Regions from separate parts of the Homo sapiens genome. Here all the other regions are linked to region 1. Evidence: chromatin loops called from intact Hi-C (ENCODE). Cell type or tissue: heart right ventricle. All regions are shown on one strand. Region 1 overlaps LOC124902544 (a long non-coding RNA gene). Region 2 overlaps TMEM72-AS1 (TMEM72 antisense RNA 1). Region 3 overlaps LINC00841 (long intergenic non-protein coding RNA 841). Region 4 holds the start of LINC02659 (long intergenic non-protein coding RNA 2659). Region 5 overlaps TMEM72-AS1 (TMEM72 antisense RNA 1). Region 6 overlaps ZNF32-AS3 (ZNF32 antisense RNA 3).

Region 1 (5,000 bases):
TTGGGATCATCCCATCCCAGCCATTCACTAAACTAGGAAGCTGAGGCCAGAAAGCAGGACAGAGCAGACTCCCCATACCCAACCTCCTGCTCCCCAGCACTCCTCCACCTCAAGGACACATCTAGGCCTCAGCCATCACTGCAGTATAGTTTCCAGTGCAATGAAAATGCTACATCTTCTCTCTCCTTAAAAATATATAGTAGTAAATAATATGTCTTATATATTTAAAATACTCATTATCTCCTATAGGATCCTTGTCCTACATACCATACACATCACACACATATTCAGGCACAGCCTGAGGAGGTGGGTGTTCAGCTGTATTAAAAACAAAAGTTGTAAGAAAGAATAATAGTGTGAAATCAGTGCAGGACTATTTATGATTAATATCAGGAAGCCCTTGTTAAGAATGCCATGTATTCTTAGACTAAAATACCCTCTGCAGGGACATGGGGAAACCCCATGACTTGAGACACTTCTGCTGGGACAAGGCATGGCTAAGCACAAGAGAGGAACAAAGCACCCGCCGCCTCAGGGGACCATCAGAGACAAAGCTTGAGTCCCAGGCTCCTTTCTGAGTCAGGAGTGCATAGAGTGGTTGTTTGAGAACTGAGTGTGCCTCTGTGTGCAGTCGTGGGACCTCAGTGTCCAGCCTGCCCAGCAGAACAACAGGCTTAGAGACCAGGAGAGGCAATGACAGGTGTTCTGTCAAAACCGCCCAGCAGGGCAGCAAGACGCTAGTGCAATTACTGGGCTGCACATCAGGGAAATGTGGTGGACTTAGTGTCTCTGGATTTCTGTAAGGCATGTGACAAGGTGACACGAGGAAGCTTTTTGATCAATTTAAAGACAATAGGTTAAGATCTTCATGGGCTCCTCATAAAAGCCTTGGTAGTTTGTCAAGCAATCTTTCACAAAGGGGAAAGGGGCTGTGCAGCCTCTTTACCGGAATATGAAGCTGGATTTCGGTATTTTAACAGCACTAGGACATACGAAGGCTGCCTGTCAAACTCACTAATTAGATGGATCTGGAAGCCATTACAGATATATTGGATATTTAAAAACATCACCATCCCAAATGATTAACATAAATGAGAATTATGGACGTGGTAAGCCAGGATGAACTTTAGTGCAGAAACTGAAGATACACCCTTAGACTGAACAGCAATAATAGCAGCTGTCTGGCACTCGTTAGGAATTAAATGTTCGCTGGATGGATTCAGGGATGGGATTACTTAGTAGAACATATGAAAATGAATAAAAATTGAACCTAAACTCAGAGCGCATGAGAAGTGTGAAGATTCTGGCACATCGACTGCTGTGACCTCTGCCTGTGTGTCTGAAGGCCAGCGGTTAGAGTCCCGCAGGCGACGTCCCGTCCTGTGCAGTGGGCAGACCCTACCTGCAGGCTCAGGTGTACTCCTGGGCACCACAGTGGAGAAGGGACTCTGTAGATGGTTTGTGTCCTAACGTGAGTCATCTGAATGGTGACGCTACATCATACCACAATGATTGGAGGGCCCGGGGAGGTTTGGGCAGAGCAGAAGAACTGGGGTTAGGTGGTGCTAATGCTGTGTTGAAATGCTTTAAGTGCTGTCATGAGAAGCTAAGCCCTTTGCAGGCGAGACCTGGAGGGCAGAGGTAGGACAAATGGAGTGAGCGACAAAGGGCTCAACATAAGGAAGCTGTTTCTAATGGTCAGCGTTGACAGCAATGCAGTGGACTGCTTGTGAGCTCCCCATCACGCAAGTGTGCAGGCAGAGAGGCTGAACCGCTGCTTTCTGCGATGGCAGAAGGCGATATCACGTGGGCGTGCGGTCAGCAGGGCGCGTGCTCCCCCTCCTGTGGTGGAGCCTGGAGGCAGCCGCCCGCCGGCCGTGGCCGGTCCAGCAGAGGGCGCGCTCCGAGCCGCGCGGGCAGCGGGTGATGCAGGCAGGGGAAGCGCGGGCCAGGCAGGAAGCATACAGCGCAGGCCGCGCAAGGGCAGAGACGTCCTCACCTGGCCACCGCAGCCGCGCAGACCCCGCAGGTAGCCGCGGCGGAGCTGAGCGAAGGACATGGCGGTGCCCACGGGTGCCGGGGCCGCGCCGGAGTGCACTGGACCAGCCGGCCCCGCGCACCCTCCCCTTCTCCATGCAGTCCCCCAGGGGCGTGCAGCATCACCGCCCCGGGTTCTCACCTTCCCCTCCGCCTCTGGGGCTTTCCCTTGCACCTTTCTGGCGGGCCGCTCCTGGCCTGCCTGCCTCTCCCACGCTGGGCCTGCGCACACCCGCTCATCCTCGACCTAGGATGGAGAGATGGGCACACAGGCAGGGGCCCGAGGGCCTTTCTCGCCCTGCCCTGGGGAATCCGCCCTCAGGAATGGGCCGCGCGGGGCTCCGTGTGCATCTGTTGGTGTGTGATGAAGGGAAGCCCAACCTGCCCTGGTTACGAAAAACATATATTTTAGTGCCAAATCTCTCTGGTTTCCTGAGTGGCTTTTCACCTTCACACGTCATAGAGCGAACACTGCTCTACAGGGTTTTGTGGAGGGAGGGATGGCGCTGTTAGACTCAAATGCCTACTTCCCCTGGGGTTAGCAAATTCAGTAATCTTGGGCGATCTCCCCACAGTAGAAAAAGGTTAAAAAGTGGAAAAAAGAAAAAGACCACCACACTTGACCTTCCAGGGCCAAATCTCCGGTCTCTCAGTCACACCAGGCAGCCAACCTTTCACAGAGATACCGGGACATTGCTTGGGCACACTTCAGCTTTATGAAACAAGGACATTCCCCTCTATCCTCCTGCTAAAGTCCGCCCCGCCCCTCAGCCCCCTCACTTCTGCCACCGCCATATCCCCGCTAGACAGCTTCCGCTGACAAGCCAGCCTAGGGCCACCCTGCTTCGGAAGCGTGTGGGCCCTCCAGGCTTCCATCTGCGGACTGCACATCACAGGGAGGGAGTGTTCCGCACCAGGCAGGGTGAGTCCACAGTGGCTGCACCTGGGGCCAGAGGCCGAATGGGAGGGTGGAGTGCTTACGGTGCGCACCTTCTCCTGGTCAGGGGGCGGGGAGCCGGCTGATGCTGCCCCCGCGTCCCCAGCCACCTTTTGGCTTTCTGAGATGGTTAATTTTAGGTGTCAACGTGACTGCGGTGAGGATGCCCAGATGGCTGGTAAAACATTATTTGTGAGTGTGTCTGTAAGGGCGTTTCTGGAAGAGATGAGCATTTGAATCAGTGGACTGAGTAAGAAGGTCCACCCTCACCAATGTAGGTGGCACTGGTCAACCTGTTGGGGGCCCAGAGAGAACAATGGGGCAGAGGAAAGGTGAATTGTCTCTCTCTTCTGGAGCTAGGACATCCACCTTCTCCTGCCCTCAGACATCAGAGCTCCTGGTTCTGAGGCCTTTGGATTCTGGGACTTACACCAGTCCCCTTCCTCCCTGGATTTTAGGCCTTTGGACTGGCCTGGACCTGCTTCCAGCTTGTAGATGGCGTGGCCTGGAATTTCTCAGCATCCATAATTGAGTGAGCCAATTCTCACAACAGCTCTCCTCATCCAACTATATCTGTATATCCTATCGTTTCTGTTTCTGTGGAGAAATCTGGCTTGCTCTCTCTCCCTCTCTCTCTCTCTCCCTCCCCCCGCCACCTCCTTCCCTCCCTCCCCCTCTTTAATATAAAACCACGTGGATTACTCTTCCAAAGTCACTCTGATTATTTGGGCCATATGATCTTTTCAGTGGATAAACTGTCTGTTTATGATTGAAAGAGGCCACAATTCACAGGACTTTGCTTGTTACAAACTCACTTTATTTCATTTTTCTAGGCAGCCAGCAGCCCCAGATGAGCAGCAACACAACTCTTATTTGTACCTGGCTGAGCAGCACGGCCGCATATGCTTTGCCATTCCACTTCCCAATGGCAGAGCCATGTAAACTGGAGCCTGGACCAGGGGAGGGGAGATGCAGTCAGTGAGAGGGATCCAGGACAGGCCTCCAAAGCCAGCTGCCTGCCAGCAGGGTGGGGACACCCATGAAAATCCAAACTGCCCGCACGGCTTCCATCATAACAAGCTATCCCTGATTGTAACACTTGATTCTTGGAGGGAAAAAGAGCAAACAAATCACCCAGCTGCAAAACTATACTTTTAAACAAATTGTCAAGTAGACAGTTTGGAAGATTTCTGCCAACCATTCACTGGAAAAATGAGAAGAAAGCTGATGGGCCCCAGATTTTTTTTTTAATAGCAGAGTGTTCTTGTATGTGTTTGTGTTATGAAAATTTAGCCAAGCTAGGTAGGTTCACAGAGAAGGCTGCCACTCTGCTTCCCTGTCCCAGGTTGACACCTTTACTGTCTTTTCCTGTTTCTAGGCTTTATCTAATTACCATATTGCCAGCTGGTTGACTGAAACTATTATTAACATTGAAGTGATAGCAACCAAATATCAGCCAGGATGCTAAGCTTAACCCTGCCAGTTGCTTAGAGATCCAAAATGTTGGCGTGGGAATTAGCTTGTGATAATGAAAAACACAAAGTTGATATGTAACCAAAGCATCAATTGTTAATGAGCTCTGAGATGTCCCATGCTCCCATGGAAAGGATTGGCATATTCCCTTTTTCTGCAGTGGCCAAGTGCAAGCCAGAAGGTTGCTCGCCGTGCAAGGACTTAGGTCCAGGAGAGCTACTCACCTTGAGGACGCACTGCCCACTGGATGAACTATGCATGTTGTTCTGGTTCAGAGGCAGATAAGGGGACAATGGGAAAGGCTGAAAGGACAGCAGAGATAGAAACAGAAGATTCTGTTAACAACCATCCATGAGGGTTCAGGGGCTAATGGTCTTTGTGACCACTACCTAGGGTGGCAATATCTAGCAATCAGTGCTTTCTTTTTAATATTGTTTTTGCAGTTGCAAGAAATAGACACTGGGTGCTTTTTGACTAAACTATTTCAAAAGGTGTAGAAATCTCGGTGCCTTGCTGGGCCTGGAGGGACTGCCCCTCCCAGGCTGGCCAGTCC
Region 2 (5,000 bases), 550 kb before region 1:
ACACACACACACATACACACACACACACGGGGAGGGTCACAGCAGACAATGGCACCTGGCCCAGCGGGGTCCCCTGGATGGGAAGGCAAGTGCAGTGTGTCAATCACTTAGAGGGGCAAAGGCGGGCTAGAGGGAAAGCCCCCAATTCCTGAAGATGGTGGGGCTGGACAGGAGAGACCTTCATCCCTGTCACTTTCCTCTAAGCTCCATACCAAGTGGAAGTCACGAAGGTTAGGGTCTTGTTGCTCACCCATAAAACGAAGTATGGTGATGACAGTGATGGGACTAAGTCACACTCATGTTAAGTTGTCCAGTACCTGCGACACAGACACTGCAAGAACAGTCCCTCTAGGTGTTAGAGACAGCAGCCTCTGTCCCAAGGCATCTGTGAGAGTTGGAAGTGGTGCTTGGTAGATGGCATTGTGTGGATGGGTACTGGGGGGAGTCACATCTGCGGGTTGGTCCCTGTGCAGCACACAGAGAACGATGTCTGCGTGGACCTCACTTGATGGCTGTGACAGCCTCAGCTCACTTGGCTTCCCACACAGGAGACCTGCAAGGCCACTCACAAAAGGCGATTGATTTAGTGGCTCAGGGCGCTGGGATGGAAGGGCCTGGGGAGTCCTTCAGTGACGACCCTTCTCTCTGCGTGGCCTCAGGCCCCAGCCTCCCCACTTCTCCCAGTTCTAGCAACTGACACTCATCTCTTCTCCCCAACCCTCTTTTCTCTTTCTAATCTGTGAAAGAAAAAGTAGTCCCCACTTCCCTGGGGCTTTACCTTTAGAATTCCAAATTGTTTTACCACAACTTGGCTCTGGTAAATTCCAAGTTTTGACTTTTCTCTCTGTTGTTTAATATTTGAATTTCAAGACCCAGCTTGGAAGTTGAAGAACTGAATATTGAGGATTTTATTCCCTTGTGTTCCTGCTACATAACTCCTGATTCTCCTTCTTGCAGAACAGGCTAGAGGGTGAGTCACTGTCTCAGTCAGCTTGAGTTGCTGTAACAAATACACCCTAGGCTGGGAAGCTTAAACAGCAGACATTTACTTCTCAGAGTTCTGGAGCTGGGAAGTCCAGGATCAAGGCACTGGGAGATGTGGTATGTAGGGGGCCCTTTTCAGGTTTGGGATGGCACCTTGCTGTGGTCTCACATAAGGGAGAGCAGGGAGGTAGGGAGCAAGCTAGCTCAGGTCTCTCTCTCTCTTTTTTTTTTTTTTTTTTTTTTTTGAGACAAGAATCTTGCTCTGTCACCCAGGCTGGAATGCAGTGGTGTGATCTTGGTTCACTGCAACCTCTGCCTCCTGGGTTCAAGTGATTCTTCTGCTTCAGCCTCCCGACTAGCTGGGACTACAGGCTTGTGCCACCACGCCCGGCTAATTTTTGTATATTTAGTAGAGATGTGGTTTCACCATGTTAGCCAGGATGGTCTTGATCTCCTGACCTCCTGATCCACCTGCCTTGGCCCCACAAAGTGCTGGGATTACAGGCGTGAGCCACCACACCTGGCCCTCAGGTCTCTTATAGGAGCACTAATCCCATCATGAGAGCTCCAGGCACATGACCTCATCACCTCCTGGAGTCCTCACCTCCAAATACCATCACATCGTGGTTAGGCTTCAACATGCCTACTCCAGGAGGATGCAAACATTCAGCCCATAGCAGTCATGTACCTGAGGTTGTGATGAAATAAATACACAAAATAACATTTCTATCTATCACCATCCTCCTCCTTTTTGACTGTTAGCTGGGCTGGCCAGCACCTCGAGGATGGTGGGTTTGCTGGCATCTTCCGGCAGACAATGGGGGCCCTGATGATGGGCTAAGAGACCCAGTGGCCCTCACTCTGTCTCTTAAGCCCTTGACCCTGTGGCCTTTAGTGAAGCTCAGTGCAGTTATCAGGACCCCATGACTCATTTGCTCTCCAATTCTTCCTAAGGATGTTTACAGACCAACTTACACCAGCAATAGCTTTTAAAAACCCTCATGAAGAATTCCCACAGTCTACCCATAACCTCTGCCGCAGAGTTCGTAATGTCCCAGACCCCCGTCCTCAGCCATGCAATCACTAGCGTCTTTATATGTAAAGAGAAGATAGTAAAACCTTGCCCTGCTGAATTCATGGGATTCTTTTAAGAGCCCAGCAGTGGTAGATGGGAAGTTCTTTGTAAACGGAACCATGCTGGGACCACTTGCCCTTTTATTCAGGGTCCTGACTTTTCCTTCCTGGCCCTGCGGTCCCCCTGCAGTGCACTCTCCTGACCCTAGGTGGCAGCAGCACCTCGGCTCCCCTCAAGGGAGGCCTGCTGCGGATGGAGGCTAAGGTCAGGATGCAGCCTAATTAGCTGAACAGTTTGCAGCCCTGCTCAGCAAAGAAACCCCTGGGGTGCGGGAAGAGAGTGACTCACATTCTTGTTTCCTTGATAAAGGAGAATGTTTTGAGAGTCATTCTAGCGTTGCAGTCTGGGGTCACACCATCCAGACACTTGGCTTCTCTTCCTTCCCCAGCATCCCTCAAGACCTTTTTTTTTTTTTTTAAATCCTCACTCCCCCCAACCCCCCTCAAATGCACCAATAGGCTCAGTCAGAACAAGGGCTCAAGAGTCTGCCCGAATAAAGACTCTTCTGTGTCCACAGGCTCAATGTGAGCATCCCTGTCCACACCCGGGCCTGGCCAGACCCAAGGGCTTTCTTACAAGATGTGTGAAACGTCAGCATTGAAAGGGCTGGGCAGAGCATCTAGTCTAATGGGAATTTGACAGGGGTAAACTGTGCCTGAGAACCCAAAAGAGGCAGGGAGGGAATGAGCATTTCCTGATCACCTGCAGCGTGCAAGCCCTGTGTGAGGTGTCGGTATACCTGCTCACTCTTCTAGAACAGCCGTAGGATGGGGTAGGTGAGGGAGGTGGGTTTCAAATGGAAAAAATGGCTGCACAAGAGAACACAAGTAGCTTCAAGATGAGAGTAGCTCAGTTCATTCATGGATTTATTTTTCCTGCAAATGTTCACCCTGGTGTGTTTCAGTGCCCAGGCCTGGGGACATCCCAGCTGACCCCTGCAGCTGGGGGCTCTAGTCAGGCCCACTGTCATGCCTCTGGTGGCTCAAGGGTGCACCTGGTCCCGTAATGCCTCCCAGGTCGGCCACACCTCTCAGAAGATACCATTCCTCACCTTCCTCGTGTGCTGGTTCCTCTCCTTCTGACTTTGGTTCTTCAGCCTCAGCTTATCTCTTCCTCCCCAGAGCTGGTGCTGACTTGAGCCCCCATGGCCTTGCCTTGGAAAATATGACAATGACTGTAAATGTTTGGCCGCAGAACTGTTCTTTCACGGGGCCACAAAAGAACGTGTGGCCTCCTGATAATGCCCACGGCTGGTGCAGGCTTGGGGAAGGAGGCCTCTTGCAGAACCAACCCTATAGATGCTGTAGCACCACTGACCCCTTGCACATACATATGCTGCTGACTAGCTCTTGGCCTGAGAAACTTCATTCATTAACATCTTTCCCAGGGCACCTGTGTCCCCTTGGAATCTGGTTTATCTCCAGACAGAAAAACACATGGTTCCTGTTTTCCTCAGGCAGCTCCTGGTTCCATACTGGTCATTGCATGGAAGGTTGAACAGGAGGATTGCCTAATTCTGTGCATCTGAATGAGAGCACAGGCCCATCCAGGAGGTCTGCCGCAAATGCAAAGTGCTTGTCACATTACAGGCAATCAGTGAAAGGAAGCTGCCTCATGGTGTCAGCATGGGTTGCATGTCTTATAAATATACATTGGATCTCTCGCAACAAAGGCTCTGTAGAGTTTGAAGGGACGTGGGAGGGATCTAGTTTTGACTTCTGATGGTGGAACATCGGGCATCAACGTGACAAGGCACTTTGGGCAAGGGGGCTTGTTCTCTTCATCTCTGTGAGAGATAATTGCCATCTTTGGTGTTCATCATTCATTTGTCCACTTAATTCTGCTGGCTGAACCTGGAATGACACCACACGCTGGAGACAGCTTGATGAACAGAACAAGACATGGCTCCCAACCTTGCCCTTTGTTGTCTGATGGAGAGCAGGGAAGCAAAGAAGGGAATAGGAGGCTGAGAGGTGAGGCTGGGCCATGTAAGGCCTTCTGGGCTATGTGAAGGATTTGCATCTTTAGCTCAAAAGCAATGTGAAGTGTTTGAAGGGATTTTAGGAGGCGAGTAATACAATCAGGTTTGCATTTCACTATTAAGTAGATGAGTTGGATGGAGGCTTCCAGATCTGGAGGCCTGGAGAATATTGGTCCAGGCAAGGATGGTGGCACACAGGAATAAGGCAGTGAGGGTGGAGATGGAAAGAGTGAACAGATTTGAGAGATGTTTAAGAAGCTAAAAGTGTAACCTGCTCCCGCCAGAGTATCTGTTCAACCAATGGCAAAATCAACTCAATGGATTACATACTGGTCCTGGGATCCTGTGTTTCAACCTCCTTGTTGTACAAGAGATAGTTTGTAGGTCTGAGGGCAAAGGAACTTCTGGGGGCCCACAGCAAGTGAGATGCAGAGCCAGGGCCGAGACTGGTGTAAACGCATGGGAACCACACTGGGGACTCACAACAAAGCCCAGTGCTGGATGAGGTCCTCTCTAGGCCTCTCCCTAGGGATACCTGGGTCCTCTCCTTTCCTCTCCCTGGAGCAAGCCCCATTACCCCATCAGGGAGAGGAAAGGATAGGATCCAGGTCTCCAGCCTCCAGAGACATCTGCTTACCAGGGGACCCGGGGAGTGAGGAAGAGTATAGGAGCAAGCATGGAGTGGGGCCTCTGCTCAGGCCCTGTCCCTTCTTTCATGGCGCCTACAGCACATCTTTCAGCAAAGGATGCGACAGGCAGCAGGGTGGGGAATCTGAGAACAACCAGGCATTTGATGCCTCTGGGGGCAGGGCAGATAATGAGATGCAGGCATGAGCCCAGGGGGCTGTTTGCGGTCCAGTCTGCCCTCCTTCTTGGCACTGAGGCCAGACTTAAAGGTCA
Region 3 (5,000 bases), 390 kb after region 1:
TGTACTTGCTGTTTAAAATTTGTCTTTTCTGGAGAGCTACAGTGTACCCTCCCTGATCTGACACAGACAAATTCATATTCCATTTCACACATGGGAAGGCTGAGCCCATCGTGAACATCACATGACTAACTTACTGTGCACTCAAACCAAAACAAAAGTCATCTGGACACAGTCCCGAGGTTTTCCCTGAGTCAAGGGTCCCTTCAAAGACCCACGGTCAATGCACTCCTCACCTGGTCACCTCAATGTGTGTGTGGGAACAGAGCAGCCCCTGTGAAGTCGTGGCCATCCCCAGGCTTCCAGGCCCCTGTGAAGTCGTGACCATGCATTCATTCATTCATTCGCCAACATCATTTATTGAACTTCTACTGAGGACAAGGAGACAAAAGACGCAATCTCTGCCCTCAAGAAGTTCAGTGTCTAATGGAGACAGGGGACAAGTAAAAAGACTAAAGACTATGCAATTTCATTTATGCAAGTCCAAAAGTTCACAAGCCAGATGGATGCTGCCAGGAGTCAATGGTTCCCCATGGGGGATTAGCGCCTGGGAGGGGGATGCAGGGGACTCCTTGGGGACTAGGAATGTTGTGATGTATCCACATCAAACCTCCTTTAGGTTCTCGTAAAGGTCCAGCCCACTCCCCTCTCTGGGAACATCCTGCCCCATTGGTTGGAATATTTTCCCCATCTGGTGAACCTGATTCTTCCTTTCTCCTTCAAGGGAACAGATCTCCCAAACCAGCCTTCTAGAAGGTCTTCTGACCCTCCAGTTTGGGTGAGGCCTCTCCTCCTTGCTCATGTAGCACTTGGACCTGACTTATCTTCATGGTCACAGTCCTCATTCCACTAACAGGCCTCTGTTGTCTGCTTGCACCAGCAAATAACCTTCTGGCTAGTAATCTTTCACACATATTCCCCAGTGGATGACTGACCTGAATCTTGAGTATAAGGTGGCAGGTAAGGAATGAGACAGTATCCTAAGCAAATATCACTGATGTTCAGAGAAACAAGATGCAGCCTTGAATCATGGAGAAATTGAGCTCAGTCCCTTAGGACGGGAGGTTAGGGTTGGAAGGGAGGGGCTGGGGAGGAACTGGGTGCATTGGTAAAGGACTTGGCTCTCCTCATGCTGAAAGGCAACAGAGAATCTCTCACATTAAGTTTTAGTGTGTCTTCCACTTCTTGATTTTGTGGTGGTTATTTTATTGGCTAAGCAGTAACATGATTTGATTTGCATTTTAGCAATTATCTACTGGAGGATGTTGCTGAGTGCAAAGGCAGAGAGAGAAGTGAAAGGCCTGTCAGTCATTCAGGGGGTGAAGGATGAGGACCTGAAATAAGCCACGGAGGTAAGAAAGAAGAGAGGGCCACTTTTGCCCCACCATTGCTAGGTCGGGCCTGCTGTCTGCTTGTTGTCTTACATAATTCACAATTACTTTCACTTCTAAAGTGTCCCTATTTGATAGTAAATTATGGGGTCATTCTATTCTCAGTGATATTTAAGATGCAGGATCGCCAGGAATTCATAGTAGTTGGTGAAATGAGATGGGGAAGGAGGGTTCAACAAAGAGGTACAGGTACTGGCAACTGAGTCCCCATCCGGGTGGACAGGGGAGGAGGAAGCAGCAGTTCAGTAGGGCTGGGGAAGGGTGTGAGGGAAGTGATTTTCCAGCCCTCCTGAATTCATGTGCTCAGGTTGCCATGATGAGTGTCACAGACTGGGAGGCTTAAACTGCAGAAATGGCAGTTTCCTCAGGCTGGAGGCCAGAAGTCTGAGATGGAGGTGTGGCAGGGCTGGTTTCTCCTGAGCCTCTCTCCTGGGCTTATAGATGTCTGCATTCTCCCTGCGTCTTCACATGGTCTCACCCCAGTGTGCATCTCGGTCCTCATCTCCTCTTCTTATGTGGACACTGTATATTGGATTAGGGCCCACCCTAGTGGCCTCCTTTTAACTTAATTATCTAATCTAAGGCCCTATCTCCAAATACAGCTACATTCTGAGATGCTGGGGGCTAGGGCTTCCATGTAGGAATTGTGGGGTGCAGGGGACCCAGTTCAGCCCAGAGCCCCCTCTCATGCTGTCATAGTCCCCACCCTGCCCCAGCCTCTATCTAAACCCTGAGCCCCTGCCTCAGGTCTTTGTGGCCCCTGCCTCCTTACCATGGCCAGCTGGGTGGGGAGGGTCCACTCAGATCAGTGACCTCACAAAGGTCCAGGGTCACCTCCCAGCCATTCTCCCCGCCTGCCACTTCCTGATGGTCCCTGGAGGAAGTCTCGGTGCCTGTCAGGCCCTCTCAGGTCATGAGGAAGTTCTCTGATCCCTTCTCCCACAAACACAGCCCCCTTCCGGCATGAAGTAGCCATCAACTCTCACAGCCACCACTGTGAACGTCCCTGGCTGAGGCCTGTCTGCGAGTGCCCCATGGACTCTTCTACTCCCTCCCCTCCCCTGCTTGCTAGGTCTTCACTCCTCCGTGTTTGGGGAGGAAGGGAGGAAGGGTGAGGGCCACCAAGATCCCGCTTGACGAGTCCCACCGTCTGCCGATGCTGCTTCTCTCTGGGGTCACGTGAGGTGATTTGTGAGCACCCCAGAGAACCCCGACTAGGGGAACCCTCTCCCTGGCCCCTGGACTACCTCAGGGCTTTGGCAGCCACTGACACAGACACCCTTTGCCAGGGCACCCCTGCCCTTGCCCTTTGCCTCCTGGGCAAAGTCACTGAAGCCTTGTGTCTCCAGGCTGGGCTCCTTACGGCAGAGGGGACACACTCATGCCCTTTGTTCTGACAACGTCCAGAACTCCAGGCCATGGCTGAGGCAACCAGGTGTGGACCTGACTTCAGAACCACAGGCCGTAGAAGATTCAGAGTCAAGACCACCAATTAATCTACTGGAAGTCCATCCCTGGTTTGAGGAAGACGCAAACATGATGAGGGAGGGGAGATGCAACTGCTCACCAGTGTTTTCCGAATCTACATGATCTCTGTTCGCCTTTTAACTCACTACTGCTGTGAGGGGAGTCTGCCATCTCTCTGGGATATGAAGGGCAGACAGCTCCCTGGGTAACATCCTGTTCCACATTCTAGGCCCTTCCCTGGTGCACACACCTGTGGGACTCAGGCTCAGTTCTCCACCCCCGTCTCCAGACCAACCCCAGCTGCAGAAACGGCTACAGTTTGAATGTGTCCCCTCCAGAATGCAGGTGCTGCCAATGTGCTAGTATTAGGAAGTGAGCTCCTTCCGAGGTGACTAGGGGGTTGTAATGCCCATTTTACAGATACAGAAACCAAGGCTCCCATTGACACACACCCACAGAACTGGTTAGTGATGGAGACAGGGCTTGAACTGAGATGTCTGACTCTGTGGAACAGGGGTTGGCAAACTCTGGCCTGAAGGTCCCATGTGCTTACTGCCTGTTGTGTAAATTAAGTTTTGCTGGGACATGCGTATTCGTTTGTGTGTTGCCTGTGCCAATTTGCACATTGCACCAGCAGCATTGAGTAGTTACATGCCGACTGCCTTACCAAATGTACCTGGGGCTATGTGTTCCCCTGAAGATGGGTGGGAGGGATAAAAAGATTTGTATAAAAATAGAAAGATCATGCCTGTAATCCCAGCACTTTGGGAGGCTGAGGCAGGTGGATCATGAAGTCAGGAGTTCAAGACCAACCTGACCAACATGGTGAAACCCTGTCTCTACTAAAAATACAAAAATTAACCAGGTGCAGTGGCGTGCACCTGTAATCCCAGCTACTCACCAGGCTGAGGCAAGAGAATCGCTTGGACCCAGGAGGCAGAGGTTGTAGTGAGCCGAGATTGCACCACTGCACCCCAGCCTGGTGACACAGCGAGACTCCGTCTCAAAAAAAAAAAAAAAAAAAATAGCGGGTCTGTTCCAAGATGGCCAAATAAAAACAGCTCCGGTCTGCAGCTCCCAGCATGACTGACACAGAAGATGGGTGATTTCTGCATTTCCAACTGATGTACCTGGTTCATCTCACTGGGACTGGTCAGAAAGTGGGTGCAGCCCACGAAGGGTGAGCCAAAGCAGGGCAGGGCATTGCTTCACCTGGGAAGCGCAAGAGGTCGGGGGATTTCCGTTTCCTAGCCAAGGGAAGCCCTGACAGACTGTACCGGGAAAATGGGCATACTGCCACCTAAACGTTATGCTTCTCCAATGGTCTTAGCAAACGGCACACCAGGAGATTATATCCCACGTCTGGCTCAGTGGGTCCCACACCCACGGAGTCTTGCTCACTGCTAGTCCAAGATCGAACTTCCAGGCAGCAAGCCTGGCTAGGGGAGGGGCGCCCACCATTGCTGAGGCTTGAGTAGGTAAACAAAGCAGCCAGGAAGCTAAAACTGGGTGGAGCCCACAGCAGCGCAAGGAGGCCTGCCTGCCTCTGTACACTCCACCTCTGGGGGCAGGGCATAGCTGAACAAAAGGCAGCAGAAAATTCTGCAGACTTAAATGTCCCTGAGAGCTCTAAAGAGAGCAGTGGTTCTCCCAGCAGTGTTTGAGCTCTGAGAATGGACAGACTGCCTCCTCAAGTGAGTCCCTGACCCCCATGTAGCCTAACTTGGAGATACCTCCCAGTAGGGGCTGACTGACACCTCATACAGCCAGGTGCCCCTCTGAGACAAAGCTCCCAGAGGAAGGATCAGGCAGCAATTTTTGCTGTTCTGCAATGTTTGCTGTTCTGCAGCCTCCACTGGTGATACCCAGGCAAACAGGGTCTGGAGTGGACGTCCAGCAAACTCCAACAGACCTGCAGCTGAGGGACCTGTTAGAAGGAAAACTAACAAACAGAAAGGAGTAGTATCAACATCAACAAAAACGACATCCAGACCAAAACCCCATCTGTAGGTCACCATCATCAAAGACCAAAGGTAGATAAAACCACAAAGATGGGGAGAAACCAGAGCATAAAAGCTGAAAATTCTAAAAACCAGAGTGCCCCTTCTCCTCCAAAGGATTGCAGCTCCTTGCCAGCAATGGAAC
Region 4 (5,000 bases), 400 kb after region 1:
AGCACAGACAGAGAGATGGGGTCAGGGCAGGAAACGTGGGTAAAGGCCAGGGTCAGAACCTGGGCTGCAACCTTGGGCAGCTGGGAGTCAGCCAAAGATGGTAAGTGGGGCTGGGGTGATTAAATTCATACCCACCAAAGTCATTATTCCAGCAGAGGGAGAAGAAGGAGATGCTGGGAAAGAGGAGAGACCAGCCGGGAAGATGTAACAATAGCCCCATGGTAATAATGGGCCTCTGAGTTCTGAAACAGCCAACAGAGGAGAATGACAAGGAGGGGCAATGATGATCCAAGGAGGTGGCAGATCCTCAGGAAACACAGGGTAGGCTCATGGTGATAAAGTGTGCCAGGTGATGTGGACCTTAGAGGAGAAACGCCCAGGGCAGAGGGTGCTGACTTAGGGGCTACAGGACAGTGCCATGGACTGTTTGTCCCCCCAGAATCCATATGTTGAAACCTAACTCGTGGTGTGATGGTATTTGCAGATGGGATCTTTGAGAAGTAATTAGGTTTAAATGAGATCATGACAGTGGCAACCTGTGATGAGATGAGTGACCTGAGAGATCCCAGAGAGCTCTCTCATGCTTTTCCTGCCATATGAGGCCACAGTGAGAAGGTGCTGTCTATGAATGTGGAAGCAGGCTCTCACCAGGCACTAAACTGCTGGTGCCTTGGTCTGGAACTTCTCAGCCCCCAGAACTGTGAGAAACAAATCCTGTTCATCAAAGATGCTTCATGACATCATTTAGGGGAAAGAGTCAATCCTGTTTCTTAAAGAGGACTAAACAGTGTCCACCTGTTAATTCAGAAAGCCATGGCACTAGCAGTGCTGTAGCAATGGCCTGGGGCGTCTCTCGCCTCAGAGGCAATCCAGATCTGCTGGGGCTTTTTAAGGGAGCAAGTCCTGGCTCTGTGGGGCTCGCCTTGAGCTTAGTTCCTTAAAATTGCAAAGTCACCATGGAGTCAGATTAGAATGGAGCCCATGTCACATATTGAGGGAAATATTTTCATGCTTTTTCTCTCATTAAAAGCAATCTACTAAACTTGCAGGTGACTTTGTCTTTAAGCACACCACTCCTGTGAAGGAGAGACATGGTCTCTTCATTTTATACCCTGTTGGCAGCCCTGATAGGAGAGTCAATGATTTTTCCTCACTTAACCAGAACCACAGAGGGTTTTCTGATGTGTCTGTCGTATCCACCCAGCTAGGGTTCTCCTATATTGTGCTTATGAAATGGATTTCTGGAATCTAATTTTAGAATCTTCCATTTACTCCTGCAAGCTTCACCTTGTTGATCTCAGCTCAATTTACTATTTTTCACATTTATTTCCACTCATGATTTTGTTTTCTATTTCATATGCGCTTTTATATTTGTTACTAGAATGTTAGGTAAGTATGTCTTCCATGATGCCATTCAACCCATTGATTAAAATGTTGAAGAGAATAGGTTCAATGACAGAGCTCTGTGGCCATCCACTAGAGATCACCCCAGCTTGAGAAACAGTCAATGTTTAACATTCTTAGACATAATTCTGTTCTAACCAACTAGAGCCAAACTAAAAATCTAGTAGACCAGGAATAATTTGAAAGAGCCTCAGAAGGCTGGGCCTGCAAGCTCCCACCTCCATCCCAGTGTTTCCATTCCTGGCACTGAAGCCCCTGGGATCTCATCCTTAGGTTTCAGATCCACCGCCCTAGGCCAGCCGCTCACCCTGCTGATCCAGAGCTGGCTCCAAATCAGCGCAGCCCATGGGCCCAGCGCGCCAAAGTCCTGACCAGCCCCTGCCAGGCACAGCTTTCCAAAACAGGCGTTTTTGTCACTGTTGTTGCTTTTAATCTTGCTGTAAAGAGGCACATAATTTCTTGCCAGTTCCTACTGGCAGCCTCTTAGGAAAATCACTGTGTGTGTGTGTGTGTGTGTGTGTGTGTGTGTGTGTGTGTGTGTGTGTGTGTGTGTGTGTAAAGTGTGTGAAGACAGAAGGCCTAAATTCCCCCACTACCCAGGGCTCCTCCCATCCTTCTTTTCATAGCTAATTTCGTTAAGTGTTTAAACAATGTAAATCCGGCAGCCCTCCTTCATTAAAGCTGTGAGATTGAGGGCAGCTGCCGCCTAGCTATGGGCCCTCCCAGCCAGCCTCGGAGCCGAAGCGTCCACCAGCTTTCCCGAAATAGCGAAGCTCTTCCTTCCCTGCCTCCCCTGGAATGACCCCGGGGGAAGGATACTCCATTTCCTACGCCCAGATTACTTTATTTATGACCATCCAATGAGTCCATATTTGGAGAAAAAAATATCACCACCATGTGGAATGAAATCATGCAGCTGTAAATAACTGATGTAAGTGTTTAAATTAAAAGGAGCTCACGATAAGATTGTGTATGTATGGAACTAGGTATAGATGGGGAGTATGTGAACTGGACTCCATTCTGTGACAAGCAGGGTGACCCAGGACAGGACAAGTGGGGCTCTGACAACTTCAGGGGCCTTATGGCTGAGGAGCTGTTCAACATCATTCTTGGTCAGATTCTGCAAACCTGGATGAGGACAGCCAAGGAGTTCAGCTCCTTAAAAATACAAAGTCACCGCCGAATCACATTAGAATGGAGCCCATGCCACATATTGAAGGAAACATTTTCATGCTTTTTCTCCATTATCTACTTATTAAAAATAATTTATTAACCTTGCAGGTGACTTTGTCTTTAAGCACACCACTCCTGTCAAGGAGAGCCTTGTGGTCTCATTTTAGACCCTGTTGGCAGCCCTGGTAAAAGAGTCAATAATTTTTCCTCATAGGTACACATAAACACATTCTAGAGAAGTCTTGTGAAAACCTAATCAAATTTGCAACACATCAGCATGTTTAGTATTTAAGATACTTTGTACAGTGAAGAATCACCTTATAAACCAATAATTATCCTGTGATCCTGCAATATTGCTTAAAATGAAACCTGCCTACCTGGGTTTCAAAGCTTATATTTCCAGAACAGTTTAGACTTCACAATGAAGATCACTCCTTCTAAAACATGACCCTTCCAGGGCAAGCCATTCTCACTCCACCATGAAGCACTTATGCCTGAAATCCAAATGGAGAGTAAGAGTCAGTGAAAGTCACTCTCCTTCTGTTGGAAATGGAAATTACTCCAGAGATACTAGATTTTGGTTCCACCATTGGCTGAGGCTCAACAATTGCCAGCTGGATGATGAACCAATGCTTGGGAGTCAGGAGATGGTATATTCACAACTGACCAAAGCCTGGCTTCTTTTCTTTTCTCTTGAATGCATGTCAGTGGCCTCCCTGGGCTCGCCGTCTATGCCACCCTGCAGGGGCACATGTGCGTTGCAGGCTCTCAGTCAATATTTTATGATAACAATAGCCATCATTGTGAGGATCCCCCAACAGCACTGGGTGTTTTATGACACAACCAAAAACTAGGCACTAATGCAAATTTTAACTGGTAATTGGGAAGTGTGTTAAGATGTTTTTATGATCAATTTGTAGATCAATATTCTAAGTATATTTGGAAAAATACATTATCCATTTGTGCAATACAAATACGTGACATGGTTTGAATCCTCTACTCCCTTATTGGTTGTTGTCCACGTGATTTCTTGCAACACAAGTTTGTTAACATTACTACAACAACAGTGCTTCCCTTATTTTCTTTTGTATTGCTAAAACTTTTGTTAATTACATTTGATGCTTTTTTTTAATCACCATAGAAGTGTGCAAAATTGTCATTCTTTCATTGTGGATTTTTTCTTTTAGCTGTTTTGGCCTTGAGTTCCACCTTGTCTCCTGTTCATATTCACACTCCTGTCTCTTTTTGTTGGGATTCATTCACTATATCATTGCCCATTGCCTTATTTTTAATATTTTTGGATTAACTGGGTACACTAACGCAGTATTTAGATTTTACTCTTAACCAAATGTGAGTCTGTGATTCAAAATAAGAGTTCATCCTGATCATTTTATTAACATGATTTATATGCTTAATTTTATTTCTGCTATTTTGTTTTATGGTCATTTTTAATACACCTTTTATATTGAGGTTACTTTTTTAACCTGACTTTTCCCTTGTGATTTGGAACTCACATCTACTATTTTCATTCTGTTAGTAATGACATTTAATAAGTATGCACTGGAATCTACTTTCTCTAATTTTCATTATCAAAAATAGGCCTGGCATAGTGGCTCACACTTGCAATCCCAGTGCTTTGGGAGGCTGAGGTAGGAGGATCACTTGAGCCCAGGAGTTCAAAGTTACAGTAAGCTGTGATTGCACCACTGCACTTCAGTTTGGGCAACAGAGCAAGACCCCTCTTCAGGAAAAAAAAAAAAAAAGACAATATAAATTGATCCTTCTCTGTGTGATATGAGGAATATACTCCACTTTTACATCTTGTCTTCTGGCCATTCAATTCCCAATTTTTAGTGATACAGTAGGTTATTTGAACTAGATAACTATTACTTAGTTAATATTTTTAACCATGTGTCCTCTTTTGGAAATTATTTTTGGCATTCTTGTTGTGTTTTAATGTCCCATTGAGAATTACATTAATTTTGTTCTATAGTTTATGTTTGTTTGGGGGGAAGAGGTTATTTGTTTATTTTTATTAGTATTTTATATCATGAATTCTCCATTTTTGGATTTGATATTTTGATTCCTCACTCAGTTGGCTTAAAAATGACTCACTAAGATGTTTCTTGTTTGCATTTTTTTGTGGCTGTTGTCTGTCCAGACCCTCACATGGGGTCTGAACTTCTCAAGTTCACAAGAGAACGCAGCTTTTCTGCACTGGGATCTCAATGTCTGCATGGCAGCTAGGGGAGCCAAAATGGGAGAATGCAGGACAGACACTTCAATTTAAATTTCAGATAAACATGAAATAACGCTTCTGGTATAAGAATGCCCCCAATATTGCCTGGGCATCCTGCATTTTATCTGGAAACCCCATGTGGGTCACCATACTTTTCTTGGTCACATTTCTGCAACTGATGATC
Region 5 (5,000 bases), 550 kb before region 1:
TGTATGGAATTGATGTTCATTCTTCCTAAGTTGGATAATAAAGTTATCTGGGCCTGGAGGTTTCTGTGTGGGAAGGTTTTAAAGTACAAGTTTAATGTAAAAAATAGACATAAGACTAATTCAGATTATCTGTTTACTCTTAAGTGCCGATAGTGTCTTTCAAGGAATTTGTCTATTATATTTAATTTGTCATATATATTGGTCTTAAGTTTATCATAATATGCTCTTAATTTTCTTTTTAACATCTGTAGAATCTATAGTGATAGATATCACAATTCCCATTTCTGATTTTAGTAATTTGAGTCTTTTCTCTTTTTTGGGGGGATCAACCTGACCAGGAGTTTATCAATTTTATTGATCTTCTAAAAACAAACAAAAAACTCCAGCTTTTAATTTCATTGATTTGTCCCTTTTGTTTTTCTCCTTTCTATTCCACTGATTTATGATATGATCTTCCTTTCTCTCTCTCTTTCTCTTCCTTTCCTGCTGTAATCTTTCTTTCTCTCTCTTTCTTTTCCTTTCGTGCTCTGATCTTTCTTTCTCTCTTTCTCTCTCCTTTTCCCTTTCCCTTTCCTTTCTTCTTTCTTTCTCTCTCTTTCTTTTCCTTTCGTGCTCTGATCTTTCTTTCTCTCTTTCTCTCTCCTTTTCCCTTTCCCTTTCCTTTCTTCTTTCTTTCTTGAGACAGAGTCTCTGTCACCCAGGCTGGAGTGCAGTGGTGCGATCTCTGCTCACTGCAACTTCCACGTCTCGGGCTTTAGCTACTCTCCTGCCTCAGCCTCCCGAGTAGCTGGGATTATAGGTGCACGCCCCCACGCCCAGCTAAATTTCGTATTTTTAGTAGAGACGGGGTTTCACCATGTTGGCCAGGGTGGTCTCAAACTTCTGACCTCAAATAGTCTGCCCATCTCGGCCTCCCAAAGTGCTGGGATTACAGGCTTGAGCCACTGCACCTGGCCTATGCTCTGAATTTTCTTGTTTCCTTTCTTCTTACTTTGGGTTTAATTCGCTCTTAAGGCGGAAGCTGAGATTTGAGATCCCTCTTCCTTTCTAACCTAGTGTAGTGCTATCATTTTCCCTCTAAGTATTGCTTTAGCCAAATCCCACCCATTTTGACAGGTTGTGTCCTGGCACTTCGTCCACTGATTGCATTTTCTCTTCATTATGGGTAATTTTTTTCTCCCTCACTTCATGCATGGTCATTTCTTACTGGGTGGTAGACATTGCCACTTTTTTCTTGTTGTGTGCTGGATGTCTTTGTTTTCCTGTGTGTATTTTCAGGCTTTGTTCTGGGGTACGGTTAAGTTACTTTGTAACAGTCTGATGCTTTCCGGTCCTGCCTTTGACGTTTCTCAGATGGGGATAGAGCTGCGTTTAGTAATAACTGCTCCCACCCCTGAAGCAGGGCTGTCCCGTGCCTCCTGAGTGGTGAGCCTGCAGTCTGGCTGATGGGGGAGGCGCTGTTCCCGCCCTGTGCAAACACAGGCGGATCTTCCCTCCAGCCCCACGGGGATCTTTCTGGGCCTCTGGCAGCTTCCTCGCCTGCACGTGCTGAGCCGCCCTGCTGCACCCTGGCCGCAGCCTTTGTGGATCACTGGAGTTGTGTCTGTGCAGCCCCCTCTTCCTCCAGGGACGCCGTGCCTGCCCTGAGGACTCGGCTTAGTCCCTCAACTCGTGAGGGTGAGCTCATGGGGTCAAGCCCTGTCCGGGTTCCCGCACCTCCTGTGCTGTGGCCCGGAAACTGTCTGGGTAGTAGGATCACTGTCCTCTGCATCTGGTGTGCTGGGTTTTGAAAACGGTTGTTTCTATAGTTTTGTTGGTTTCCTCCTGCTTCTTTCAGGTGGGAGGATAACTCTGGTCCCGGTTATCCATTTTGGCCATTCAACCTCATGGCAATCTAACAGGTAGCGGCTGTTCTTCCCCCCACGTGACACAGGAGAAATCTTCCGCAGGCTGTTTTCAGTGACTTCCCAGGGCAGCCCTCTGGGAGGCGGCGGTGTCGGATGGAGTCGGCTTCGCTCAGAGCGCTCCGGTTCTGGGCTCCCGCGCGGCGTCCGCCAGGGGGCAGCAGAGGCCCGGGATAGTTTGCACAACGCCCGGCTTTGCACTCGTGGCTTCGTTCTCGGGATCCGTGTTTTCGCTCCCATCCTTTCACTGCTTTTGTCTCCACTCCTGGTGACTGCTTAGCTCTAGGCTTGGTTGCCGCACAACTTTGCGTCTTGGACGCAGGGCCGAGACGCGTCTGGATGCTTTGTGACGAGTCAGCCAAGAGCAGCAGTCACGGGGCTCCTGAGATCCGGTATGTTTGCTCCGGACTCGCCTCCTCCGTCTTGGCTCCGCCCGCCCCTTAGTTTGGCTTTGTTCTCAAGCTGGTGTCCCTCGTGGTTCCAACCTCACACATCACACCCTCCGGAACGAGAGAGAGACTCTTTCCAAAGTCATCAAGGAGGAATACTGGCTTCGCTGGGTGGACCCACCTTGGGACACACGCCGTATCCTCCCCCCAAACCCAAGAGCGGCTGATTGCTGCAGCAAGGCTTGGTTTGGGCTGGGATCCCTGATCATTCTTGAATCAATGTTGTTTGCGCTAAGGAGATGAGATTCTGCTAATTAGCCCAAACTAGTGTGACTTACCCCTGCAGCTGGGGTGGGGGCCAAACCCCTCAAATCACACCCACTCCACATTAGGGAAGGAGTGGAATGCTAGTGAGCCTTCCCACAGTGTTCAGGACGTTGTCAAAGACAGAAGCGCCCAGAGGCCAGCGAGTGTCAGGGCAGAACGCTCAGGCCATGCGCGCTGACGAGCACTCGGTGTGCGACCAGGTGGCCAAACGCTCACTGCACAGGCTCCGCCCTTTGAAGAGAGGCAGCCCGTGGGTGCGCAGGCTTGGCAAGCTCTGCTTTGCGAAGGAAGGATGGCGGGAGCTGGATCCGACACATTTGTAGACAGCCTAGCTCATCTGCTCTCTTAAAATGAATCAATCATCCACCAGGCGTTGTGTGAGGACTGCATATGTGCCAGCAGGACTTCAAAAAATGTCCTGTTTACTAGGGAGAGAAACAAGAAAACCAATAAATGCAGTATAGCATCAGACATTCTGAGAGAAAGAAATGTATATGGAACTGAGGTTGCTGAAAGGGAGACCACACTTTCCCTAGCCCGGGGAGGCTAAGAAATGCAGTCAAGAGGAGGATGTTCCCAGAACGTGAGGCACAGGGAGGAGAATGAAGTGGGTGTGGGAAAGGGGCGTTCCCGCGTCCTAGGGAAATAGGTGCAAAGACACAGGCAAGTTAGAAAGCCTGTCACTTTGGGGGCAGCCTTTCTTTCCTTTTTAAGCAACTCAGGATTTTTACGTTGGTTGAAGTTACTTGATGATTTCAAATCAGTGCTGACGTTATGCTTAAAAGAAATAAAAGGTCAAAGAAAGAGTATGGTAGGAGTAATTCAGGTGGTTACTTTGAACAGTTTCTATAGACAAGAACTCCGCAGCCACTTTGACGCACACCGCAAGCCCCAGCTACGCTCAGGTGCAGGCAGCGCAGAGTCCTCCGCCAGGGGAGCCACCTGGTGGGGGCCAACCGCAAACCGTGTGTGGTGTGGAAAAGCTCCAATTCCTTTGCTCTCCAGCCTAACTCATACTCACTGGATAGGGTATAAAAAGGTCTGTAAAAGACCTTCACAAACTAAAATCTGGTTATAGCTGCAATCTGGCTTGGCAATTCATGGATCGCTGGCTCCCCGTCCCTCTGCACTCACAATGACTGCAGGGTGGGACAGTTTCTCTGCTTTTTGAAAAAGGAAATCTGCTTTCCTAGATCTTGATGGAATATACAAAAATGGTTTAGTGCCATAAGCTCCTTCTCTAAGCAGGCAGCTCAGGGAGCTGATGCCAATTGGTTACTCTTGTAGAAATTTCGTGAACTACAGTAAACCATTCGCTAAGCCTTTCTGACATCTGGAGCAGCCTCCTTCCTGCCACTGCCTTTTCTCTTGGCAGGAACACAGACCCTAGAGGGACAAAGGGTGGCAGAAGTCACCAGAAGCTGTAACATACTGCAGCTGCACGGAGACCTGTGCCTGTTCATACTCCTCAACTCTCGGCTCCTGGTGGGCTTGTCTTTGTACCCCATGGAGCCCACCCAGCTTTCAGCCAGTGCCAATGTGCATTTTAAATCAAACTTTAATGGATTTAAGATGCATATATTCTCTTTCTCTATACTCATGGCATCAGGATCTCAAAGACTACTCAATAATTTTTCATTTACTCATTCATTTATGCAAAAAGTATTTTTAGACCCTGTGCTGGGTACAATAGTGTACAAAGCCAGATAGAATTGCTGTGTTCATAGGGCTTGGCATCAAGCAGGAAGATCAATACACAGGGTGCAAGGGACATGAAGCCCGGTCACAAAAGCCTTCCTGGAGAAATGGGCGCCCAGCTTGAAGGCAGGAAGGCAGGGCCTTGGCCAGAGGCAGGGGGAGTCTGGAGTGAGTAGAGATCTGCAGGGGTTGTGTGTGGAGGAGCCAGGCCAGCCTTGAGAGCCTGTGGTGCTCTTGAGCCTGTCAGCTGTAGCTGGGGCTGGGAGGCTTTGGTCAGGGTTCGTGGGAAAGCAGAAGTGCTCCAGCTATTTCAAGTAGAGAGAGATTTAATATGGAGAGCCAGGGCCTTCTCAACCATGGGAGGGAGTTGGGGAGCAGAGATCAGGAAGACTGCCTCACGACATCGAGAACAGAAATGGAAAGGAAGTCATCACCGGCAACCCCAGCAGCCTGCAGTGCCCAAGCAGGTTGCTCTCAGGGGAACACCTGGAACTCCGAGAGCTGTGTGCTCCTGGAGGCCAGCCACCTGCAGTGCCCGTGGGGGCTTCTTAGAGGAAGCCCTGGGAGGCCAGAGAGAGAGTGCTGCTGATGGCTGTGGCTGCAGGACGGAGAAAGACACTCCCTCTGACACCCTAGAATGTGAGCTACGCACGGGCTGAATCTAATCTGGCCTCCGGCAGGG
Region 6 (5,000 bases), 640 kb after region 1:
ACACTAAAACGTTTTCCAGGAATATGTGCCAAATGTGACACTTTAGCAAGATGGGAGACTTCTGCAGACCGCCAGAAAGGGTTTCTGCTTAGACTTTAAATCCTTCCTCTAGATGTTGGATTTTACTATAAACCCATTTTTAACATCTTTTCCATTTCTAGAATTCCCTAACCCTGTCATGCTGTGGTTGTTTTTTGTTCATCTTTCCACATGTTTCTGAAGAGGAATAAGTCATAGAATATTTACTGATTATATATAAGCCACAGAATATGTACACAATGTGAGCATAATAAAATTAACCATTCAAATGTGCAATAAATGATTCAGTTCCAATCATCCCAGCTACATAGTCATGTAGAAAATAATATCTTAATATTTCTTCCATTCTATGTGCCAAATTAAATGAAATTGGCCAAAATATTGTACTTGTTATGGTTGTCATGCTATGTTGTCATACATGTTATGGTTGTCATACATGTTATGGTTTGTTTCATTAAAACCAAAAAGGTTTTAATGAAACAAAACAGCTAAAAGTAGAATGATGGTATGTATTCTCTAACCCAGTCCTTGAAAACATCTGCATCAAGGTGCCAAACTGGTTTTCCAGTCTTGTGGGTCACAGTCCTCATCACAATTTAATCATAGCCACATTCATGATGGGTGGCATTTACGGAGTGTGAGGAGCTTTGTCGGGTGCCTGTCAGATGGGGCTTTCCTCAACAGCCCTGCAGAGTGGGTCTTAGTGGGCCCTCTTTGCACTGATAGAACCTGAAGAGCAGAGAGTTCTGTCTTTCACTTCAAGAAGCCGACTCACGGATCCTGGCCAGGAGCCCTGTTAAAACAATACCCAAACTTTTTGAGATAATTTGTTAATGGAGGAAGTACCTACAGTTCCAACCCAGTCTTCAGTACTTGGGCAGGCTTGCCTCTCAAGAATTCATTTCGTTATTTATTCATTCAACAAATATGTGCTAGGCACCTGCTGCATGCCAGATACTGCTCCAAGCACTTGGGGCACATCAATAAACAAAGCATGCTTGGCCTTGTGGAGCTCGCATTCTAGAAGGAAAAGCAGTCAGCACTAGATAATAAATAAGCAAATCCAATAGGATGCTGGGGGATAAGTGCTGCAGCGTAAGTAACAGCACAGCACCAGGGGGTGGGGAGACAGAGTGCGACATGAAGGAGGGTCGAGACAGACCTTGGGGAGAAAAGGACATCTGGGCAAAAGCTGAGAAGAGAAGAGTGTCTGCGGAGGAGTGTTCCAGACAGAAGTACCCAGCAGTGTGAATGTTCTCAGCAGGTGTGTGCCCAGTGTCCCAGAGGAATAGCAAGGAGAGCACTGGGGACAGACTGGAAAAGGCTCAAACACAAAAGGTCAGAGACATACAGGGCCAGAAGGCAGAGGGTTTTGGCCATCAGTGAGCTGAGGGGCATTGTGGGATTTTGAGCGATGGAGGGTGAGGAGCTCCCTGCTGGTTTGATGGCCACTGTGCTCGCTCTCTTGACAATAGCCTATAACAGGCCAAGGACTGAAGCGGTGAGAGCCATTGAGAAATTTTTGCAATAACCCTTAGGAATGAGGTGGCAGAGTCTTGGACCAGGTGACAGCAGAGGAAGAGGTAGGTGGTTGGATTCTGGACCTTTTTTGAAGGTAGAGACAGCTGAATTTCCTGATAATGCTGAATATTTGATCAGATATCATAACCATACTTCTTTTAACAGAACATATTCTGGGAAATCAATTTGCTGTGGAAATTACTTTCTTGAGTTGGTCTGTTGAGGATGTTTCCATGAGAACCCAGGCCTGCTAGAGCAGGGACTGTAAGTTCAGGTTTTCAGAGTTTAGCAAGTTCTTGTCAAATGTCAACTTGACCCTATCATCCATTACCCATCCAAGACTCATGAAGGAGTTCCCTTACACAGTGTTGAAAATCAGCTGGGATTTCAGACAGGGCTGACATTAGCAGATGCTCAAATTGTCACCCAAGGAGTTTGAAAATCTGGAAGCATTATTCTGCTAGGTCCAGGAATCAAAGTTGGTGCACGGACTAGGACCCTCAGACCAGCAGGGATGCTGAAGCAAGAATGTAACGTTGAAGACAGGGCCACAGGAACTGCAGCTAGTCCTAGGACTGAGGGGGATCACTTCTGCCAAGGCCTGCCCCCCGACTTCCCAGACAGGGTGCTGTGCCCTGGAATAAGAGAGCTCATAACCACCTTCTCCCAGCCGCCGGGTCTTCCCATTAGGTCTCGGCCCTCGCTTGCTCTCTTCTTACTTCCAAACACACAAAAATACTGTGAGGGTTTGCAGCTGATGAAGTCCCAAAGGAGCAATCCAGGGCTTTGCACATTTTCCTGTAAAGGGCCAGACAGTAAATATTCTAGGCTCTGCGGCCACACGGTGTCTGCGGCGGCTTCTCAACTCAAAGCAGCAGAGACAACACTGAACAAATGAGCACTCATGTGTCCAACAAAACTTCATTTACAAACCCTGAAATTTGAATTTTATGTGAGTTTTACCTTCCACAAAATATTATTTTCTTTTTTTTTTTCAGTCATTCAAAAATGTTAAAACCATTCTTACCTTGCTGGCCAAACAAAACCAGGCAATGGCCAATGTGAGCCCTGAACTAAACCGCGTGTTTTGAAAGGGCTCTGGTGCAGCCAGGCCGACTTGGAGCCCCTAGGTCATGCAAAACGCAGTGCTCTTTCTGCTGTGGCCTTGGCTTAGTAGTGACTCCAGTAAGTCCAGTGTGTGAAGCCTGGTCACCGCTAACTCACAAAGGTGCAGCACAGGTCACCAGGCAACTCTGTTTCATGACACTTTACTGCCATCTGCTGGACAATTGTTGCAATACAATTACATACAGATTGCGCCGACCGTGAATTTGAAGAGTCCCGTTGTAGTTTTGTGATGCATCATTTGTTCAATTTAAGCAGTGGCCCTGGGTTGGGGAAATATAGAAGGAAGAAGCAACTAATTCACAGGAGTCCCAGAAGTCATCATGCAAATGACACAAAGATCCCATCACTTTCTAGTTTGGGGAGGGGGCGGGCGCAAGGGGAAGGAAGGAGGGAAGAAAGACATCTTCCAACTGTTATTATCTAGTCTCTGCAGGCTTAGATTGGTGCTCTGCCTACATTGGAGGTGTTCTGCAAACCGGAGTCTTCCTCGCCAGAGTCCCATAAACGTGCCTCAGTCAGATGCTGGAGAGACAGAGAAGGGAAGAGTCCATCAGAGCCTCCTGATTCGAGCATCACACAGCAACCCTTCTGAGCTCGGTGGTCCACACAGCGCAGGGTTCTATGAACTCCTGAGGAGAGCCAGGAGTGCTGCTAAGCTTTCCCAGGTATGCGTGACCATGTGTGCCTTCATCTGTGTGTGACTTGGGCCAGCACCTGCCCTCCTCCTTCCTTGGTTTATCTGCCCCCTCAATGGGGATAACACTCCTAGACGTTGCTGCCTCATAGAGACAGTGTGACCGTGGAACGAACACCCTTTGCACAGCATAATCAGGATCAGCAGTCCTGAAGCTGCAAGGCTGGAGAGAGAACAGGAGGTGAAAGAAAAGGGTGAGTTAGACCACAATTGGGTGCAGTCAAGAAGCCACAGCACGCAAGAGATTGCCTGTGATGGGGCTCCAGGATTCCAGGCCTGGCAACAGACCCCCAGGTTTCAAAATGAAAAACGAAAAGAGCTAGAGACCAAGACCAAGGGATATGTTCAAAGACTATGAGGTCCACTGTCTCTGATTTAAAACCAAAACGTTTGCCATTTGCTCTAGGGAATCAGGGAAGAAAGATACAGGGTGATCTGTTTGGCCCCGCCCCCAGGCTTCTGGACATTTCCAGGACTCTAGGCAAAGGCAGAAGCCAAGTCAAGAGTTCCACAGCAAAACAGGTGTGCCCAGGACCGGGGAAGTCTCAGGAAGCCCATAGTACATATCAGCTGGAACTTGGGGGGCCCGGGACTCAAAGTGCCCTGTGTCTGGCCTGGGGGGACCTGGGGCGGGCGACATGATGTGCAAACCTCAGACCCAACTCTAGTAACACAAAGCTGTCCCAGGGAAAAGCGAGCAGATTCCAGTGTTGTGACAGCTCAGGCTCAGGACGAAGACGCCTGCGTGGGTACAATGGGTCCTCTGGGGGTGCAGTAGAGGTCTTTGTGGGGGAGGGCAGTGCATGGGGGTCTGGTGGCCCCTTCACCTCCTTCTAGAACCCTTGGGAAAGAGACACTGCATGGGAAAGGCTGAGTGTCATGACTCACCCAACCCCTTGTCCAACATGAAGTGACCAAGCCCTTGATCAGCTTTAAAAACTAGTTTACGGCTGGGCACAGTGGCTCACGCCTGTAGTGTCCGCACTTTGGGAGGCCAATGCGGAAGGATCGCTTGAGCCCAGGAGTTCAAGAACAGCCTGGGTAACACAGGGAGACTCTGTCTCCACAAAAAATTAAAAAAATTAGCCAGGCATACTGACACGTGCTTGTGGTCCCAGCTACTCAGGAGGCTGAGGCAGAAGGATCTCTGGAGCCCAGGAGTTCGAGGCTGCAATGAGCTAGCTATGATGGCACCACTGCACTCCAGCCTGGGAGACAGAGTCTTGCTCTGTCTCAAAAGAATAAAAATACAAACTAGTTTCCGTCTCCTCAGCCACACACCATGATTAAACTTCAGCACTAACACTTTCATGCAGGACAGTGGTTGACATGCTTTAAGACTGCCTCCTTAGTGCACAGAGGACAATGGCACAACACCATGGCCAACCAAGCCCAGGCCAAGGTGGGATTCCACTCTCACCCGGATCTGGAAGGCAGAGTACCCCTGGTCACTGGCCAGCGCTGTTTAGAACTATCCAGGGGGCTCAAGGACTCATGGGCTCTCTTCCTCCCTTCCCTTCTCCCAGCTCCCATCTCCCTCCACACTTTTCCTGCTCACAGCCCCGGGGAGTCAGGTCCACAGGGCTCTGCCCTGTGGTAAGCCTTGCTGTCCTAGGAA

Evidence for each region. Hi-C counts contacts between places; a loop is a spot of excess contacts. Peaks named below come from ENCODE experiments on the same cell type or tissue, not always from the same donor. Only the 100,000 strongest peaks of a DNase experiment are listed, where the experiment ranks them.
Region 2: a loop joins it to region 1, with 4 times the contacts of the local background. A loop is called at or near these places in 39 of 110 quality-filtered maps.
Region 3: a loop joins it to region 1, with 4 times the contacts of the local background. A loop is called at or near these places in 14 of 110 quality-filtered maps.
Region 4: a loop joins it to region 1, with 3 times the contacts of the local background. A loop is called at or near these places in 16 of 110 quality-filtered maps.
Region 5: it touches region 1 in a loop (5-fold over the local background); 40 of 110 quality-filtered maps call a loop at or near these places.
Region 6: a loop joins it to region 1, with 5 times the contacts of the local background. A loop is called at or near these places in 70 of 110 quality-filtered maps.

What each region holds. Positions count from the first base shown.
Region 1 is chr10:44,308,079-44,313,078 of GRCh38, reverse strand. The region is part of intron 1 of LOC124902544 (a long non-coding RNA gene); the gene reads left to right. Among named protein-coding and RNA genes, the nearest start is that of LINC02881, 18 kb to the right of the region's middle. RefSeq lists enhancers at 313-482, 1,762-2,264 and silencers at 1,851-2,180, 3,025-3,194. In heart right ventricle, a CTCF peak has its summit at 1,882 (motif pointing right); a DNase peak (open chromatin) is centred at 1,888; H3K4me3 peaks cover 939 bases; H3K27ac peaks cover 730 bases.
Region 2 is chr10:44,855,206-44,860,205 of GRCh38, reverse strand. The region is part of intron 2 of TMEM72-AS1 (TMEM72 antisense RNA 1); the gene reads left to right. Among named protein-coding and RNA genes, the nearest start is that of TMEM72, 54 kb to the left of the region's middle. In heart right ventricle, CTCF peaks have their summits at 2,046 and 2,261 (motif pointing right); a DNase peak (open chromatin) is centred at 2,295.
Region 3 is chr10:43,919,788-43,924,787 of GRCh38, reverse strand. The region is part of intron 2 of LINC00841 (long intergenic non-protein coding RNA 841); the gene reads right to left. Among named protein-coding and RNA genes, the nearest start is that of LINC02659, 9.9 kb to the right of the region's middle. In heart right ventricle, a CTCF peak has its summit at 1,941; no DNase peak of the experiment used is centred here.
Region 4 is chr10:43,907,614-43,912,613 of GRCh38, reverse strand. It overlaps LINC02659 (long intergenic non-protein coding RNA 2659), which reads left to right and starts at 245. Exons shown (of 3, transcript NR_184145.1): 1 at 245-321. LINC00841 (long intergenic non-protein coding RNA 841) reads right to left here and starts at 3,318. Exons shown (of 5, transcript NR_136147.1): 1 at 3,245-3,318; 2 at 2,955-3,071. In heart right ventricle, a CTCF peak has its summit at 2,129; DNase peaks (open chromatin) are centred at 1,929 and 2,139; H3K27ac peaks cover 3,688 bases.
Region 5 is chr10:44,862,067-44,867,066 of GRCh38, reverse strand. The region is part of intron 2 of TMEM72-AS1 (TMEM72 antisense RNA 1); the gene reads left to right. Among named protein-coding and RNA genes, the nearest start is that of TMEM72, 47 kb to the left of the region's middle. In heart right ventricle, CTCF peaks have their summits at 1,846 and 2,050 (motif pointing right); DNase peaks (open chromatin) are centred at 1,576, 2,066 and 2,786; H3K4me3 peaks cover 1,494 bases; H3K27ac peaks cover 1,535 bases; H3K27me3 peaks cover 1,715 bases.
Region 6 is chr10:43,669,666-43,674,665 of GRCh38, reverse strand. ZNF32-AS3 (ZNF32 antisense RNA 3) reads right to left here. Exons shown (of 5, transcript NR_038867.1): 2 at 3,145-3,545; 3 at 2,588-2,948; 4 at 2,221-2,358; 5 at 1-832. Among named protein-coding and RNA genes, the nearest start is that of ZNF32, 23 kb to the right of the region's middle. RefSeq lists an enhancer at 3,275-3,444. In heart right ventricle, a CTCF peak has its summit at 2,842 (motif pointing left); DNase peaks (open chromatin) are centred at 2,185 and 2,785; H3K27ac peaks cover 1,071 bases; H3K27me3 peaks cover 1,000 bases.